Regions from separate parts of the Mus musculus genome. Here region 1 is linked to region 2. The links are chromatin loops, found by intact Hi-C in ENCODE. Cell type or tissue: left cerebral cortex. All regions are shown on one strand. Links, peaks and the distances in the headings refer to the core of each region. The heading gives the core; the rest is flanking DNA.

The links. Peaks named below come from ENCODE experiments on the same cell type or tissue, not always from the same donor. Only the 100,000 strongest peaks of a DNase experiment are listed, where the experiment ranks them.
Region 1: it touches region 2 in a loop (4-fold over the local background); 11 of 42 quality-filtered maps call a loop at or near these places.

What each region holds. Positions count from the first base shown.
Region 1 is chr13:62,555,476-62,563,810 of GRCm38, reverse strand. It overlaps Zfp934 (zinc finger protein 934), which reads left to right and starts at 5,182. Exons shown (of 4, transcript NM_001162911.2): 1 at 5,182-5,324. The coding sequence starts at 5,322. In left cerebral cortex, for the core only: a CTCF peak has its summit at 1,898 (motif pointing left); a DNase peak (open chromatin) is centred at 5,144; H3K4me3 peaks cover 829 bases.
Region 2 is chr13:62,851,604-62,859,938 of GRCm38, reverse strand. It overlaps Fbp2 (fructose bisphosphatase 2), which reads left to right and starts at 1,539. Exons shown (of 7, transcript NM_007994.4): 1 at 1,539-1,811; 2 at 4,873-5,035; 3 at 5,873-5,965. The coding sequence starts at 1,642. In left cerebral cortex, for the core only: CTCF peaks have their summits at 3,359 (motif pointing right), 3,559 (motif pointing right) and 5,063 (motif pointing right); DNase peaks (open chromatin) are centred at 1,775, 2,928, 3,561 and 5,050; H3K4me3 peaks cover 629 bases.

The sequences.
Region 1 (8,335 bases), core at 323-8,322, 300 kb after region 2:
AGCTGTCCTGGAACTCACTCTGTAGACCAAGCTGGCCTCGAACTCAGAAATCCGCCTGCCTCTGCCTCCCGAGTGCTGGGATTAAAGGCGTGCGCCACCACTCCTGGCAGTTAATGTTTTCATGGTTTAAAATTATTTATTTTTATTGTCAGATGGGTCTGTAGTGTACATGTTTTTATATGGCAAGCATGTGCTTTTGTGCTGAGCTTTGAGCACATCTTGAGTTTTCAAATTCTGGATGCATTATCATTCTCTTTCCCAGGGTGGCACTACTCATGATGATAATACTGCTGACCCTTCTCAGTCATTGGATGGCAGGTGCTGACCTTCTTTCTCCCTGATGTGTTTGTTGTGACTTATGTTAGGTGGACTGTGAGTCTTTTGCCTGTATGCATGAATATAAACTTCATGTGTGCCCAGTCCTTACAGTAGTCAGAGATGGTCTGAGACCTCCTGTAAGAGGAAGAATCGATAGCTGTGGGTCCCTGAAAATACAGGCAGGCACTTGAGCTCACTTATTTGTTGGGCCAGCAAGAGCTTCTCATGTAGTGTGTAGCCTTTTAACTACCTCTTCTTCTTCTTCTTCTTCTTCTTCTTCTTCTTCTTCTTCTTCTTCTTCTTCTTCTTCTTCTTCTTCTTCTTCTTCTTCTTCCTCCTCCTCCTCCTCCTCCTCCTTCTTCTTCTTCTTCTTGTTTTTTTGTATTTTGTTTGGTTTTTCAAGACAGGGTTTCTCTGTATAGCCCTGACTGTCCTGGAACTCACTTTGTAGACCAGGCTGGCCTCGAACTCAGAAATCCTCCTGCCTCTGCTTCCCAAGTGCTGGGATTAAAGGCGTGCATCACCACCAGCCAGCAACTACCTCTTCTTAAGCTCCACACAGGCATACTACCAGCCCCAACTCTGGTTCCCTTCCCTCCATGGATTAAAATTACACACAAACACACACACACACACTAATATTTTTACCCTGTCTTATGGCTCAGCGGCTGGGCTTATCCCTGCCTCTGGCAGATATTGTGTTCTTTTTAGTACTTGCTCAACAGTCTAAATCTTTCATTAGCTTATTTGGTGTTACCTTCTCCTTGCTCCACATCTAAAATCTAACCTCAGCCTAGTTGCCCTGGTTCCTTCTCCTTGCTCAACACCCTAAATCTGCTCTCAGCTTAGTTGTATTTCTAAACTACCTTGTGGGAAAGTGTCCAGTGTCTTCTCCAGTCGGGATCTCACCTGGCTGGTGACTCTCTCTCCCTCCCAAGCATGGCCAATCTCCCTTTCCTGCTTCCTGCCTCTTTTACCCTCCCCTTTAGGAACCTAGAAATCCTGCCTCTTCCATCCTCCCATTGGCTGCTCACCACTTTATGGATGGATCAAGTGTCAATTGGAGAAAAGGACCTTCAGAGTTTACAGGCCAAATCCCAGTCAGAGCATCAGAACCATGCCCTACACTGCACTGCTGAGCTATCTCTACTGCCCTATGTTGTTTACCTCTAATCAACATTAACATTACGAGTATTTTCTTCTGTCCAATTATAACTGCTTAAACATATAACTAAAGTATTAATATAGTTTTAAGAAGTAAATATTTCCAGGTTGCAAAACTTGATTGTTCATCTTTATATGATCATACCCAAAATCTTTGATCTGGAAGAAATAAAGGCCATGTATTTAGTCCTGGAAAAAAAAGTGTAAAAAGGTAAAGGTTACATGAAGTGGTGTATTATGATCTAATTTAAATGCATAAAAATTAATTTTACAACAAAAATATAATAAATACAGAGTTAGTTATGAGCAATTGATGTTGTTCCAGGTAATACAGATTGCATTTCAAAAAACCTCATGGCTGTAATTCAATTGCTGTAACTGCAATCCAGAGGGGTATAATGCCCTCTTCCGACCACTGTAGGTAATGCACACAAACATGTTCCAGCAATAGACTCACATAAGTAAAATAAAAATAATGTATAAGATATGGAATCTTCTACAGAGATGTCACAGCCTTGAGACACACAGCATTCAGGATGCACTTCTTTCTGGTCCTACAGAGAAGCACCTGTGCCTTTCCTCTGAACCAAGTTGCTGAGTAAGAAAAGCAGCCTTATTCTGAGGTTAGACTAGCTCAGCACACCTGCTCACGTAAGAACGGTAACCACAGTGCTGTTAGGTGATGTTTCCCTGATATTTTCTGTTTGTATTCTCTGTCCATTGTATATGGAGAGCTGTGGCATTGATACATCTTTTAAATGTACTTTTAGATCATACATTGTTGACTAGAAGGTCGTTTTCCTCTGTAAATCTCCATCTGCCTCTGTGACTATTGTTCAAACTATAGCTGTGGCCCTAACCTAAGAGAGACTTAGGTACAACAGCATATTGGGAACTAAAAATTCTGCTCTAGGCTGGTTCTTCTTTGGGCATCAGTCAAAGATGAATGAGTGATCTTTTCCCATGAAAGGATGCTAATTCTACCTGTTATACCTTCAGCCTTTTAGAAAATTATTTCTGAGACAAGGTTTCTTATGGTGAGTCATGTAGCTCTCATTCCACTCTGTTATGTCTCAGAGCAGTAACATTGCTATCCTATTATTTAAACCAACTAAATTCTTTTTTTTTTAATTTGTTTATTGATTATACACTGTAGTTGTCTTCAGACACACCAGAAGAGGGCGTCAGATCTCATTAAGGATGGTTGTGAGCCACCATGTGGTTGCTGGGATTTGAACTCAGGACCTTCGGAAAAACAGTCAGTGCTCTTAACCGTTGAGCCATCTCACCAGCCCCCCACAACTAAATTCTTAAGTTAACATCTGTACCACCACTGTGTTTTAAAATTATGCATTAGAGTCATGTAATCAACTGTTACTGATTCTATAGGAAAAGCATTTGCATGAGGGGAATAACTTCTGCATTCTGACCAGAATTGGAAGAAGTTTATTGTGTACACTAATGGGGGAAACAGGGTGGGTAATCAGCTGCTGGAATCGCCATAATGAAAAAGTGCCTGATGCTGGTATGGAGGTAATTTTATAATTTTGCAGCATGTCTTAATTCATGTTGGGTAAATGAAAACAGACTAGATCGGTGGGTGTATGATTTGTGATGTCAGTTAAGCCAGTGAATACTCAAATTGCAGTTAGGTTACTACTGTCCTATGAGATATGTGCAATCCTCATTGACATAATTAAATCAGCTCAGAAATTTAAAACACAGGCCTTCATTGGCTGTAGTTGTGTGTGAAGTTACAGGTCTCAGCAGGCAACAATCCACATAGAGGCAAGGTCAAAAAATATTTGAAAGATGCTATTCCTTTTACCAGGAAATGGACTATTCTTTTACAAAGTCAGAATGGCTATGTGTTTTTTCAATAATATTTCTGTTTGTAAAAAGTCAATTATTGGTTTGCTTTAAATGCAGCACTTATCTGATCTCTTACTTGTATCCATTCTGTGATGTTTCCCAGGCATAAGAATTTCTTTCCATTTCTTTTACAAGTGCTGCTTAGGACAAGGTCTCCTGAAGCCCAGGATGGGTCATGCCATGTAATTGATAATTGCCTTGAACATCTAATCCTGTCTCTAAAGCCACATGTTGGGAAGAGAGTCTTGCATCTCTTCTAGGCTAGGCTTTGAAGGTGAACGTTTTCCTGGTATGGCTGTACTTGACATTAGCAATAAGTAGTGAGGTCACCAATTTTCCATCTTGATAGTCACCTTGACTGGCCATTACTCTGGTCTGCAGACCAGGCAATTAATAATCTGGATAAAGGGGCTGGGGAGAAGGCTCAGCGGGTAAGAACACTGACTGCTCTTCCCAAGGTCCTGAGTTCAAATCCCAGCAACCACCTGGTGGCTCACAAATATCCATAATGAGATCTGGAGTGTCTGAAGTCAGCTATAGTGTAATTATGTATAATAATAATAAATAAATCTTTGGGCCAGAGCAAGCAGGGACTGAGTGGGGTTGACCAGAGTGAAGTAGAGGTCTGAAAAATTTAATTCTCCACAGCCACATGAAGGCTCACAACCATCTTTACAGCTACATTGTACTCATATACATAAAACAATAAATATATAAATCTAAAAAGAAAGACTCTGGATAAAAACTGAACTTCCTGTCAACTGTTGTTGCCACCAATGCAATTATTTCAAATGACTATAGTTACAGGAGTTCACTTACCTAAAACCAAACAGATAGGCACTGTGAGGAGTTTTTATTATTTTCACCATTTAACGTGGGAAAACCCTTCTTTACTCTGGAGGTTTTGGTTAAGTAGAAAAAAAATTAATCTAGGCCAGAACTTCTGCTGTGAACCTACATATACAAAGGATATTGAAGATGGTAGTTCTTTCCCTTTCTCTTCTTCCCACATACTGGCTTGCAAGGTCTTTCTATTTTTCTGACATTAAGGCTCCATCTTTGGAATTCTGTTACGTGCTGAACACCAGCTGAGACATACAGGAACTACTGTTTTCTTCAACTCTTCATTGGTACAGTCATTGATTTACTAGTGGGGCCACATTCTGTGAGCCATTCTTATCTATCCAATTTCTGCATACTTAGAGAGATCCATGCTCTGAGTTTTGTTCATCTGGAAAACCTTTACTAATACAGATATGTTTTTTCACCCTCCCACGTAGGAAACCGTGCTGGCTAACAACAGTGCTCCATAGTGTTTGGCATCCATCCCCTGCTTTTCCCCCAGGGTTGTCTGGAGTCTCATATATAGCAATTGCATATTAGCTGCGGTTTTCCTGATGTCGGTGTAAAATGAGAGGAGCAAACATGATATTTTATGTCCTAAAAATCTCTCTTTAATTGTAATTATCCTTGGAACCTATGGTTCACTCTGCTCCAAGTTGAATAATGTACTATGCAAGGTGTGGCTCTTGATTCCTTGGTGGAGGAGGGGGCGGAGCGAGGAGAAGGTGAACCTGCGGCGGCCTTGGAGGAGCAGGAAGAAGAAATTTCTGCTGAATTCTGGATGACAGAAAGATAGACTATTGGAGGACAGGACTGAAAGAAAGTCTTGCAGATCTGAAAAGGGTCAGCTCCTGGATAAAAAACCCGAACTGGGAAGCCCTATGCCCCGTGCTTTCAGCGCACTCTAACCCTAAGGGAGGTGCTCATGTCAATCAAGTCTCACTAACCAATCAGGGCCTCCGGATAGGCCCGCCAACAGAAGGAGAGGCGTGTTCTTCCGTGTGCCTTGTTCCCCTGCTCTCTGTTCCTCTCCGTTGCGAGCAAGCTGAAAGATTGGTCTGATGTGTTTTGATCTCTGCTGCCAGGGACCCTAGGGCAATGCCAGCGATCTACAACGTGGCGACATGGTGAGCGTGTGACCACTGCCCTTAACCGGAAGGAGCAGGGAGTTAAGCAGCTGGAGTCGGGGTGATGGGATACAGGGGACCAGCCTGGCTGTTCTTGGTTCCTCTTCAGGCAGCGGAGGGGGAAGAGTGTCTGAGGTGACAAGACTTGGTTTTCAGAGATATTTAGGGTTGCTGTTTAGTATTAAGACGTTTGCCTATCTTAAGTCTCAGTCGCGTTGCAGCAGAAGCTGACCTGCCCGAGTTCCTCTGAGGCAAGGCTGGACGCTGCAATCTCTGGTATTTAGAGCCTCCTCTTAAAAGGCAGGGGATTAAGTGAATAGCTTTTGTTCTATCTCCACTGAAATTGAGATACTCTTAACTTCCAGCTGCTAGTTGAAGTCACAGGAAGAAAAGTTGGACACTTTCAAACATCTCTTTAAACTTTTTTTCCAAGTTCTTCTAAAAAGTTTCCTATGAAAGTTCTCTAAGGAAAGGGAGTGGGTGATTAAGTAAAGGAGTCATTGCTAGAGCCTTTCCCTCTTGTCCAGATGCCTCTTGCTTGCTAAGCTTGGGGGAAGTTTGGAGCAATAAACTTCTCTTAAACCAGGAGAAGAGAGCCACCTTCACAGAAGGAAAGTCTTTTACACAAGCAAATATGGATAAACTCACATAAATTCATATACGAATTCATACCCTTTTGGGAGGTTAGTTTGGTCCAATGTATGTTGAATTTCCAACTAGAGGGGACTCCTTTGCAGATATGTCCAATCCACTTGCACAGTTACTTCAGCTCATGAAAGTATAACAACGTAAAAACAGAATTCTAGGCTTTTAGGCCCAGGCTTGGGAATGTGGCCTTTGTAAAGGTGTGCTAATCATAAAAGAGATAGAGACATTCCTCTACCCACCCGCTTCCTGGGTTCAAAGAGTGCTCATTCAAAGAAAATCACCCTGGCCATTACCAGAACCTGCAATGCAAATGTGCTATTGTTAGAGGCTCTTCGTTGCTGTCTTGAGAGTTAACAATTACCAGGTATTCCTTGTGACTCTTGTAACTTTACACTTCCTTGTGACTCTTAGCTGGTATCTTTGGTATCTTCCAACAACGCCCTCCCCACTTCCTTAAGTTGTGGTTTCTTCCTTTAAATACCCCCTTACCCAGCTACTCGGGGCGCCATGGTCCTCTACCCCTGCGTGGTGTATGACCATGGGCCCGAGAGCGCTCTTGAATAAAAATCCTCTTGCAATTTGCAGCAAGACCCGTTTCTTGTGGGTGATTTTGGGGTGGCGCCTCTCCTGAGTCAGAACGTGGGGGAGTCCTCACGTTGTGGGTCTTTCATTTGGTGCGTTGGCCGGGAAGCGCGACCACCCCTCACACCCGAGAACCGACTTGGAGGTATGGGGATCCCCTCTTGTGTGCGTGCCAGCCGGTGTCTCTGTTCTGAGTGTCTGTTTTCTGAAACGAACATTGGAACATGTGCTTGTTGTGTTGGGTTGTTTATGTCTTGTCCTATGTTTCTGAAGCACGGCAAAGTCTGAGTTTAGATCCATCTGAGTTTATTGAATTTGTGTCTTGGTTTCAGGGTTACGAGATCGTGGGTTCGAGTCCCACCTTGTGCCTTGGTTTTACATCTGGCAGAGTGAGGAACAAGTGTGCTTCTCTGGTTTTGGTCGTCTAAGTAAAAGTGGACGATGTTGTTGGTAGACGATGGGGTGATGGGGTTTTCTGAAATGCGCGCATCTGTATTTGCAGCTGTCCTTTTGGGCCGTAAGGACTGGAGGACTGTGGTCGGCAGACGTGCTAAGAGGACCACAAGCTGTGGCCCTGGGGGACGCCCTGGGAGGTAGGGAGAGCCAGGGACGCCTGGCTGTCTCCGGAGATCGGTCAGAGGGACCGAGTTCTGTTGAAGCGGAAGCTTCCCCCTCCAACATTGTCTAATTCTTTTGCCTGCTTGTGGAGGACAAGAAAGGGTCGAGCGTGTCGAGATCTGTTGGTTTCTGTTTTGTGTGTTTTTGTGTATGTGTTTAGAGCTATGTGAAAATCTAAAAAAAAAAAAAAAGCAAAGGTAATTCTCATAGGTGCTTTATACCCTGACTAGAGATAGTTTACACCTGAGATGTGAGAGAATGGGTTTTAAGAAAAGTAGTACTCTCCGACTATCTGGGGATAATTTGGTAATAAAATAAAATAAACAGTATTAATAGATAATTTGGTAATAAAATAAAATAAACGGTATTAATTGGTCTTTGGAGCCCTGCATCTGTAGTTAAGAATCTAGTGTGGCTGGAGAAGCCCTGCTAGGCGCTGATTATAAACGCTGCTCTTATAGGGATGAGCAGCTTCTCAAGTTCTATGGTAAGGGAACAGATGGCTGCTTTTCCTACAAAAATCTCTGTGCTTGTGATTATTAGATTCATCAGGTGACAAGGTGCTCCTCTCTTGAAATTACAGCTAGAAAAATTAAGAATTTTGTTTGGTTTAAATGAGCAAATATATACGGCCATTTCATTTTTGTTTCTAAATAGTTTCAAAAGTATAAATATGTTTTATATGTCTTGGTTATAGATTAGTGGCTCATAAGTTATTGGTTATGATTAAAAATTTGTAACATTGGTAACAAAAAGTTGACTTAAAACTGGTAACTCTGGGTTAGAGTAACTTAGAACTACAACATGCAGCATGAGACAACCCATGGGAACAGGTCTCTAAAGATACGCCTAAATTGGGTAATATTCTATGTAGTTCTTATCCTAGAAACCCGATTTATAATAGATATATTGGCGACTACACCTTCTTGTGTTTGTGTGCAGGAACGGACAGCCAAACTTTGTAGCAAGTAATGTTTTTAGAGTTCATTAAAAAAAAAAATAGATTGTTTTCACTGTTAAAATTGGGTTTTGCTCCTCAAAATTGTGGTTGTACTCTCATGTTACAAGAGAAATTGAAGGCTTCTCCCGAATCGGAGCCACCAACTAAATCGGCTCCTCTAAAATCTATAAAGCCTCCTGAGTGGCCTAGTCCACAACCTTCC
Region 2 (8,335 bases), core at 120-8,119:
TTCTAAGACACCGAGTTGGATACCAGGCACACCGACTGATTTTGAATACTTAGAGCCACTCCACCAGTTGTTGTCTGAATTTATGAGGAAAGCACAGTCTTACATGTTGAGCATTACTCTCAAATTAATCCACATATTGGGTAGCCAGCTTGGGACCCAGAGCCAGGTCTGTCTGCCATCAGAGAAAGTTAGGATATCACAGTAACAGAGAGCATGGCCAACTCTAAGCAGTTAATTCTAGGTCACCTTTAAAAAGTATTTCTTTAAGCGTTTTTGTTGGGAGCTATTAAGATAACACTATTGTCCTGATCTCTGAATTGGGCCTCTTCCCCCGAGAAGAAAAGAGGGTCAAAAGCGGGCCACCGGCACACCGCTCCGAGAACAACCACAGATTGTTCCAGCCCTAAGTCAGCGCGGATGTCCTGACCTCAAGATACCCTGATACCGCCAAGTTCCTGCTTCCACGTGTAACTGCCTAAGAATGTGCAATTCTATTGCCCCTCCCCCACTGATAAGTACTTCTCCTTTTGCTTGTATTGCCCCATCCCTCCCGCTGATAAGTATCTGTACTTCCCCTTTTCCTTGTGCAATTCTATTGCCCCATCCTTCCTGCTGAAAGGCACTTCCCCTTTTGCTTGTGCATTTAAACCTCAGGCCTGACTAATACATTTGGGGGCTTTGATGCATTCTAGAAGGTCTCCGTGTCGTTATTCGCACAAGGCCCTCGTCCCTCTCTACCCCCCATTTGGTTCTTAGGAGGAGGTCCCCTCGAGACCCTCGAATAACTGGACCTGCTGGACGGGTCACCTTTTTATGAGACCATTTCGTGTGTCTGTCTCCTACACATGCTCCACTTACATGCTTGGTATCCTGGAGGTCAGAGAGGGCACTGGAGCTTCCCAGAACTAGAGTAAAAGTTGGTATTTGGACCCAAAGCCAGGTCCTCTGCAAGAGCAGCCAGTGCGGTCCTGATGTATGTTTTCAAATCAAGGGTTTTTAAAATAAAAATAAAAATCCAGAGAAACTGGCAAATCAACCCTGAGACTAGACACTCTGCTAGGAATGTAATATTATCTTCCTCATCCCTCCAGTTACACATGCTTAATAGAAGCAAGCCTGAAAGAACTCTTGCTCCAGTCACCCTGGGATTGCCATTAGTTTGTTATGTGACCTATGCCCCAGATAAAGAATCTGCCAATATGCCATCTGAGAGTCTCAACCGTGCAGAATGACACACAGTGGCGGCTAGCTGCAGAAAGCCCTCTTGCTTCCCATAGGAGGAATTTGTGAGTCATTTTATTAGCTAGTCTTCTTTCACCTGTGGCTGATCCTGGCTTCTTAGGATCAAACAAAACAAAACTGGGTGTAGAGATTGAGGCCAGCCCTTCCCTGTAGCGCAGTACTATTTACAGCCTGCTTCTTGCACTGTGGCAGCTGCCACCGTCAGGGAGGGAGGCCAGGGAAGTTTCCTTGAGGGCTTGTCCGGCTATCTGAGTCACGTGGGGTGGGGTTCATTTCCCTCGGACTTTGGCACAGTCAAGTGCAGGTGTGTCTTCAACGAGTAGGCTGTGAGGCTGCTGCCTTGAGAGAGCAAGGATTTCTACAAGGAGCAAAGGGAGGCTTTGGGATCTCATTTGCACAATGACGGACAGAAGCCCCTTTGAGACAGACATGCTGACCCTGACCCGTTACGTTATGGAAAAGGGGCGACAGGCCAAAGGGACCGGAGAACTCACCCAGCTGCTCAACTCGATGCTGACTGCCATCAAAGCCATCTCTTCCGCAGTGCGCAAGGCCGGCCTGGCCAACCTGTAAGTCCTGGAGAGCATGCGCAGGCAACCCAAGCCAGGGTGTGGAAGCCACAGACCGGTGCTTGTGCTAGAAACGGGGTCCAAAGCTAATTTGCTCTTTGTGCCGTAAGGACACTGCATTTAAATTCTTTAAGCCTGCTTTGATAAAGCAGCCTTTGGCATGTTTTGCAAGGAAAGGGAAAAACTGCTTAGCAACAAACTGCAGAGAAAAGTGTGACTACCGGTTACTTGGGATTATAATGGTAACACTATAGCTTGTTGCCTCAAAACCTATATTGAATTCTCATTACTTATATTTGCAAAGTCTTAATGGGACTTTAAAATGTGTTTTGATGCCTTTTTTTTTTTTTTTTTTTTTTACCCCGTACAGGTGTGTTCAGTTGTCATGACCTCTGTCAGTATTGTGGGGTAGAAATCACCAGAACACAGGTTAAGGGGGCTTGACTGTCATGAAAAGAACCTGGCTCAGTTTTCTCCATCTTCACGTGGTGTTCAGGAATCTGGACAGGCTGGGCTGGGGCAGGCACAGCAGAGCACCTTTGCTTGGTTCTCTTTTGCAAAACAGGGCCACGTTCATGCTGGAGTTGCTCTTGGCCACAGCCAGGAGTACGGTTTTAAGGCATGATGAAAAGAAATCACTTCCTTTGGACTTCCATTTTGATTCCAGTGAAGGGCCCCTCTGAAGTCGAAGGAAGGGACATACATGTGTGTGTGTGTGGGGGGGGGGGACCCTCGAAGAAGAGCCAACAAAGTCCACCTATTTAAAATGTTTATTCTCGATCGTGTGGTGCCTTTATTCCCAAACTGTGACAGCATTAATTTCATAATTGCAATCATAAAACCACCACAGAGCTTACTATGTACGTGTTTAGGAACAGATAACAGGACCCAAATTAAAGATGATTGATTGGCTCTTTCCCCGGCCCGTGCTGTCCCTTAACTGTGTGATTACTTCATTCGGCAAGAACGGCCAAGCGCTCTCTGCCTTTAAGAACATGCTTCCAGAATGGGCGTTGCCTGCATGTGTGAAGATCATCCCCGAGTAACATTAGATAGCGTCTTTGCTACTCCTGTGTTCCCGCTCTGCTATAATTAGGGCGGTTTCCTGTGGCCACTCAGGACTTTTGCCCACACTTTTAACCCCTCCTCCGTGCAGGCCTCTCGGCTCCACAGCAACTCTCTTGGCAGCGTTCCTTGTGTATCTGCCACAGTCTGCTTCTCAGTGGTTCAGCATCCGACCAAGGGCCATGAAGGTCTAGATAGTTAAGTGCTTTATTTAACTTGGTTTTTCTTACCTTGTAGCTGTGGAATATGGTTTATTCTCGCTAAGACCTCCATGTTTGTAAATCTGGGAGCTACTAATAGTTTTAACACAAAGGGCTGTTACAAGGGTTAGTAAGTCATTAGGGCTATGGTTCTGACAGTGATAAATACTCAAGACATGCCCCACTATTAGCTACCATGGTTCTGAGACCATTCGAGGAAAAACTTACAGACTGGCCTATGTGGTGATTGACCACTTGGTGGCAGGCTCAGCCCTGGAAGTGGTGTCAGACAGAGTCCTAGGTCCCTGGACTGCTCTTCATAGTGGGGAAACCCTAACCTCCTCACACAGAGAGCAGCCACGGGGGTGGGGAGGAGACAGGGGCTGCAGGTACCCTGGCCTTGTCCAGTGCAGCTGTGTCCAGCCTTTAGGCATCGTGACAGGACCTCGTGGTTTACAGATGTGTTGGGCAGCATTCACGCACATGGCCAGTAGGTGGCAGGCTGTACACATTTGCTCAGCTCTTCATGCCCCAGCAACAGCTGCTTACATAGGAGACTGTGATCCTGAGGCAGAGCAAACCAATTTAATTGTTCTATTTGTTTGCTTACACGCTGCCGTTTTGAACCAAGGGGTAACAGCCTTTGAGGTCATGACGTTTGACGTGAGGTTGTTTCCCAAGGCTCATCATACCATACATCAAATTCTGGATGGGAGTAAAGTGGGAGGGGACGCCGTCAGTTAGAGAAAGGGGAGGGGTGCTTTTATGGACGTCAGCGTCCATACGCGGCTCTCAACTAGAGACACCTGTTCGCATCACCTGAGGATTTCTTCAACAAATAAATGGAATTAAAGGGAAGGGAAGAGGGCAAATGGCTTTTTTTTTTTTTTTTTTTTTTTTTTTTTTGCCACCCCTTCTCCATAGTTCAGCAGGACCTGGCTCTGAGTGTGGGTTAGTTAGCTTCCCCATTGCTGTGATAAACACCAGGACTAAAAGCAACTTGGAGGAGGAAAGCAGTCCATCACTGGGGCGCGCGGGAGGGGGGAGGCGTGGGGGGTGGGGGGACGGTCAGAGCAGGGACTCAAGGCAGGGACCCAGAGGCAGGAACTGAAGCAGAAGGCACGGAGAACGCTGTTTACTGGCTTACCCAGCACCACCCACCCAGGGGTGACACCATCCACAGTTGGGTGGGCCTCTCACATCAGTCAGTAACAAAGAAAACGGATGTTTCCACAGGCCAATCTCCTGAAGCCATTCCTCGATTGAGGTTCCCTCTTCCTAGGTGACTCGAATTTGCTTCAGATTGACAGAATTAAAGCAGCCCAGAGTGAGACGAGCCCGAGGTTATCGGGGACACCCTGAAGGCTTGAGGTGTGAGGAGGAGATTGTGTATTATGGCTCTAAAACACAAGCCTCTGTAGAGATGTTTGAAGTTGAAGCTTGATGTTCCAGTGTCGAAAAGCTATGACCATCCACTCTTTGGTACCCTTAGTTATCCTTAGGGGCTCTCCCGTTCCCTCTAGCTGCCAGTGCCACGCAGGAGTCTGCATTTTAGTGAGACTGGATCTGGTCAACTTCCTTGGAAGACCAAGGAGACGTGACAATGCCCCCAAGGTGCAAAGGAAGTAACCTTGAGTATCACTGCTTTGGGTCATAGCACGCTCCCTATGTATTTATAATTTGGAGATGGAAGAGGCACGGGGGAGAAGGGTACCTGTACTGTTGGTTTGGGCTCCTCACATTCTTTGCTGGGATTAAGACCCCTTCGGTGACTTAATCTACCCTTGTCTTCTTAGGTATGGGATTTCGGGGAGCGTGAATGTGACAGGAGATGAGGTGAAGAAACTGGACGTGCTGTCCAACTCCCTGGTCATCAACATGCTTCAGTCCTCCTACAGCACCTGTGTGCTCGTCTCCGAAGAGAATAAAGAGGCGGTGATCACAGCCCAGGAGAGGAGGGTGAGTCTAGCGCCGGCTGCAGTACCTCCCGTCAGCAGTAGATGGCGCTACTGGGCTGAGAGAACGGATTGTTTTGCTTAAACTTTTTCTGGGATTGTCCTGTATTTTAGGACTTTTGTTTTCTGGAAACAAAGCATTTCTCAGTTCTTCAGCGGGAAATTGTACGTGGTCTCCTGTTCAGTGCGTCAGTAAACAGGCCTTGGCGTCATTTTGATGAACTTGGACTTTGTAGAGTCCAGGGATAAGGAGGGTTTATTTGGGGAAGTCTTCTCTTTGACAAGAGCTGTACAGAGCAGTCTCTGATTCAGCCCCACCCCCACCCCCAAGATTTCTTATCTATGGCCTTCACTACCCCTGTCTGGAAGAGGGCTGCAATCTCTTGCAGGGAGTGGCTCTTCCCAAATAGATTAGCCTAGCAAATAGACGAATTCGGGGAACACTTTATGATAATCCTGTGCCCTCGGCAGAGTTTGCTAGCGCACGGAAAGGGGTTACATTCAGCAGAGTCACAGAGACTTATTAAAGACTGAAGTTTGCTGGTGGTCAAAAATTCGGTCAACCTTCAGTCACAATACTGTTCTGCGTTTGAACATCAGTTCCACCACCCGAGCCTTGCAGCAAGTGGTTGTGAGTGTATTTTTCAGCATACACCAGACATATAACCGATACCTGTTGAGCTATGTCCATAAGCAATGTCTTTTGGCATTGCAGAAATGGAAGGCTCATGGGTCTAAATGTCTTTGCTGGGACAAACGTCAGTCGCGTGCAGCTCTAATATAGCACAGTTGGGCCAATAGGTAGCTGTGCTGACGGGGTGCTTTTCTGTCTGTGATGTAGGGGAAATATGTGGTTTGCTTTGACCCTCTGGATGGATCTTCAAACATTGACTGCCTGGCCTCCATCGGAACTATATTTGCTATTTACAGAAAGGTGAGTAGATAGACTAGCATCTTTCCACTTAGTTCCTAGTCTGGAAGTCTATCTTTTCTTTTACTCACTAGACAAAGCACCGGAGGCAACTCCAGAAACCCCTCTCTCTTCTCCCTACCTTGCAATCTCCACTGGGAATCTTCATCTACCTTCTTCCCAACATTCCCCTGGGAGAGAAAAATGGCAGGGCTCCCATGGGGACCTTGTTCTGATTGTCTGGATGGAACTGAATAGCCTTCATCCAAAATGCTAAGGGGCAGAACTATCAGGATTTCAGATTTTGAAATTTTTGCAAATAACATAATGAGTTGTTTTGGGAATGAACACAAAACTCAATTGTGTTTCTCATAGACCTTGTACCCATCACCTGCATGTAACTTCATACAGTATATGTTCTAAGTACTCTAACCTGCAACCCAGGGTCAGGTACAGAATCTGCCATGCATGAGCTCATACTGGTACTTAAAAAGCTTCAGGTATTAGAGGATTTTATTTATTTACTTATTTTAAGCAGTGTCTTGCTAGGTAGTTCTAGCTGGCCTTGAATTTACAATATTCTCGCCTTACGCCCCTGGATGCTGGAGTTACAGGCATGTGCCACCATGAGTAAGAGTAGGGATACTCCACTCTCACTAGGCTCTAAGCACACACATCCTCTGCTTCCGAGTGAGACTCAATGCTTACTGTTGGTTTTCTGTTGCCGCTGTGTACTTTAAGCCTCTTAGAGGCTTAAAACACCCATTGATTATCTGTTCACTAAATCAGAGAAGGCTTGGAATACCTAATCACCCATTGATTATCTGTATTCTAAATCGGAGGAGGACTGCCAGCTTTATCTACTTAGGGTCCATAAACCAGCCAATCTGATCTCTTCAGTACCTAGAAGCTGGGAGTGGGAAGAATTTGCTTCCAGGTGAGCTTAGGTTAATGTGAGCTTCGGTTGACGGTGGAGTTCAGTTCCATTTTGTAGTACACTAGAAGTATTTTCCCTCTTTGTTAGAGGAGTCCTTTTCAGCTTCTGGAAGCTGCCTGTATTTGGCCTGTGACTTCTTCAGTTTCAAAGTTCACAAAGGCCCCATGGCCTTCTCTCAGAGTCACTAAGACAGCCCCTCCTTGACATTGCTTCAGTCTCCTTGACTTGCCCTTGAGAGCCAAGTAAGTTCAAGCTTTCATTTGTTTAGACAGGACTAATATTTTCAGGACCACTTGGAAGAAAAGGGTCACCTCATCTTACAGCCCAGCCCTGGGGGAAGTCAAGGTGAGAACTCAAGGCAGGACCCTGGAGATAGAAAGTGAAGTACAGACCACAGGGTAATACTGCTTATTGGCTCACCCACCTGGCTTGCTCTGCTGCATAGCCCAAACTCGCCTGCCCAGGGATAGTGTCACACCCAGTGGGCTGGGTCCTCCTCCATCAATTAACAGTCAAGAAAACATCCGGTAAGACATGCCCACATGCCAATTTGATGGAGGCACTTCTTCAACGGAAGTTCTTTCTTCCCAGATGCGTTGAGTTGACAACCACCACGTCTGGGCTAAGCCTTTGCCTCAGTCCCAGGAAGTGGGTAAAGACCCACTGAGGAGGAGACCCTTTGACTGAGGAGCAGTAGAAGGACAGAGAAGGAGAATTAACTCAGTGTAGCTCACTGTGTCAGCAATGGCTGGATGACAACTTAAATGGGTTCCCCAACTCCATCACTGCAGCCTTTAACATCTGAAGACCAACTGCGTTGGAAACAAAGGGGTATTATTATTCATGGCATATAGCCATCATGCTTGAATTTAGAGAGACTCAAGACACAAGGGTTTTGCCTTAAGTTTTAAAATAAAGCACAGGCTCTAATGGCCAGTCCAAATAACCATGGGCCTCCTTAGATTATAGTTCTAAAGAAAAGGTAGACTCCAAACACACCAATGAGGGTGTGCTAGGCATCAGAGAAGACATGTCTGATTATACCATCAGGTATCTGGAACACCAAATCATAAAGTCAGAATGTTGAGCTGTGGTTGGGCGTACCTACAGTCAGTAGACAAAGTGTATTAGTTACAAACTTGAAGACCTGACTGTAACCCCATGGACCCACATAAAAAATGTCAGGTATGGTAGAATGCACTTGAAATCCTAGTGCTGGTGCAGTGGGGACAGGATGATGCTTAGGGCTTACTGGCCAGTCAGTACGGCCTACCTGGTGAGTTCCAAGCCAATGAGGGGTGTTGTCTCAAAAGGAGGTCAACAGGGTTCATAAGGATAAACCTAAGGTGTCTTCTGGCCTTTACCTTGTAGGGCTGCTGAGTAGAGATCACTGTAGTGAGTTAGGGACATGGCTTGTGGGAATTACAAGGGAGGGGATGACTTGAGCATCTTATAGT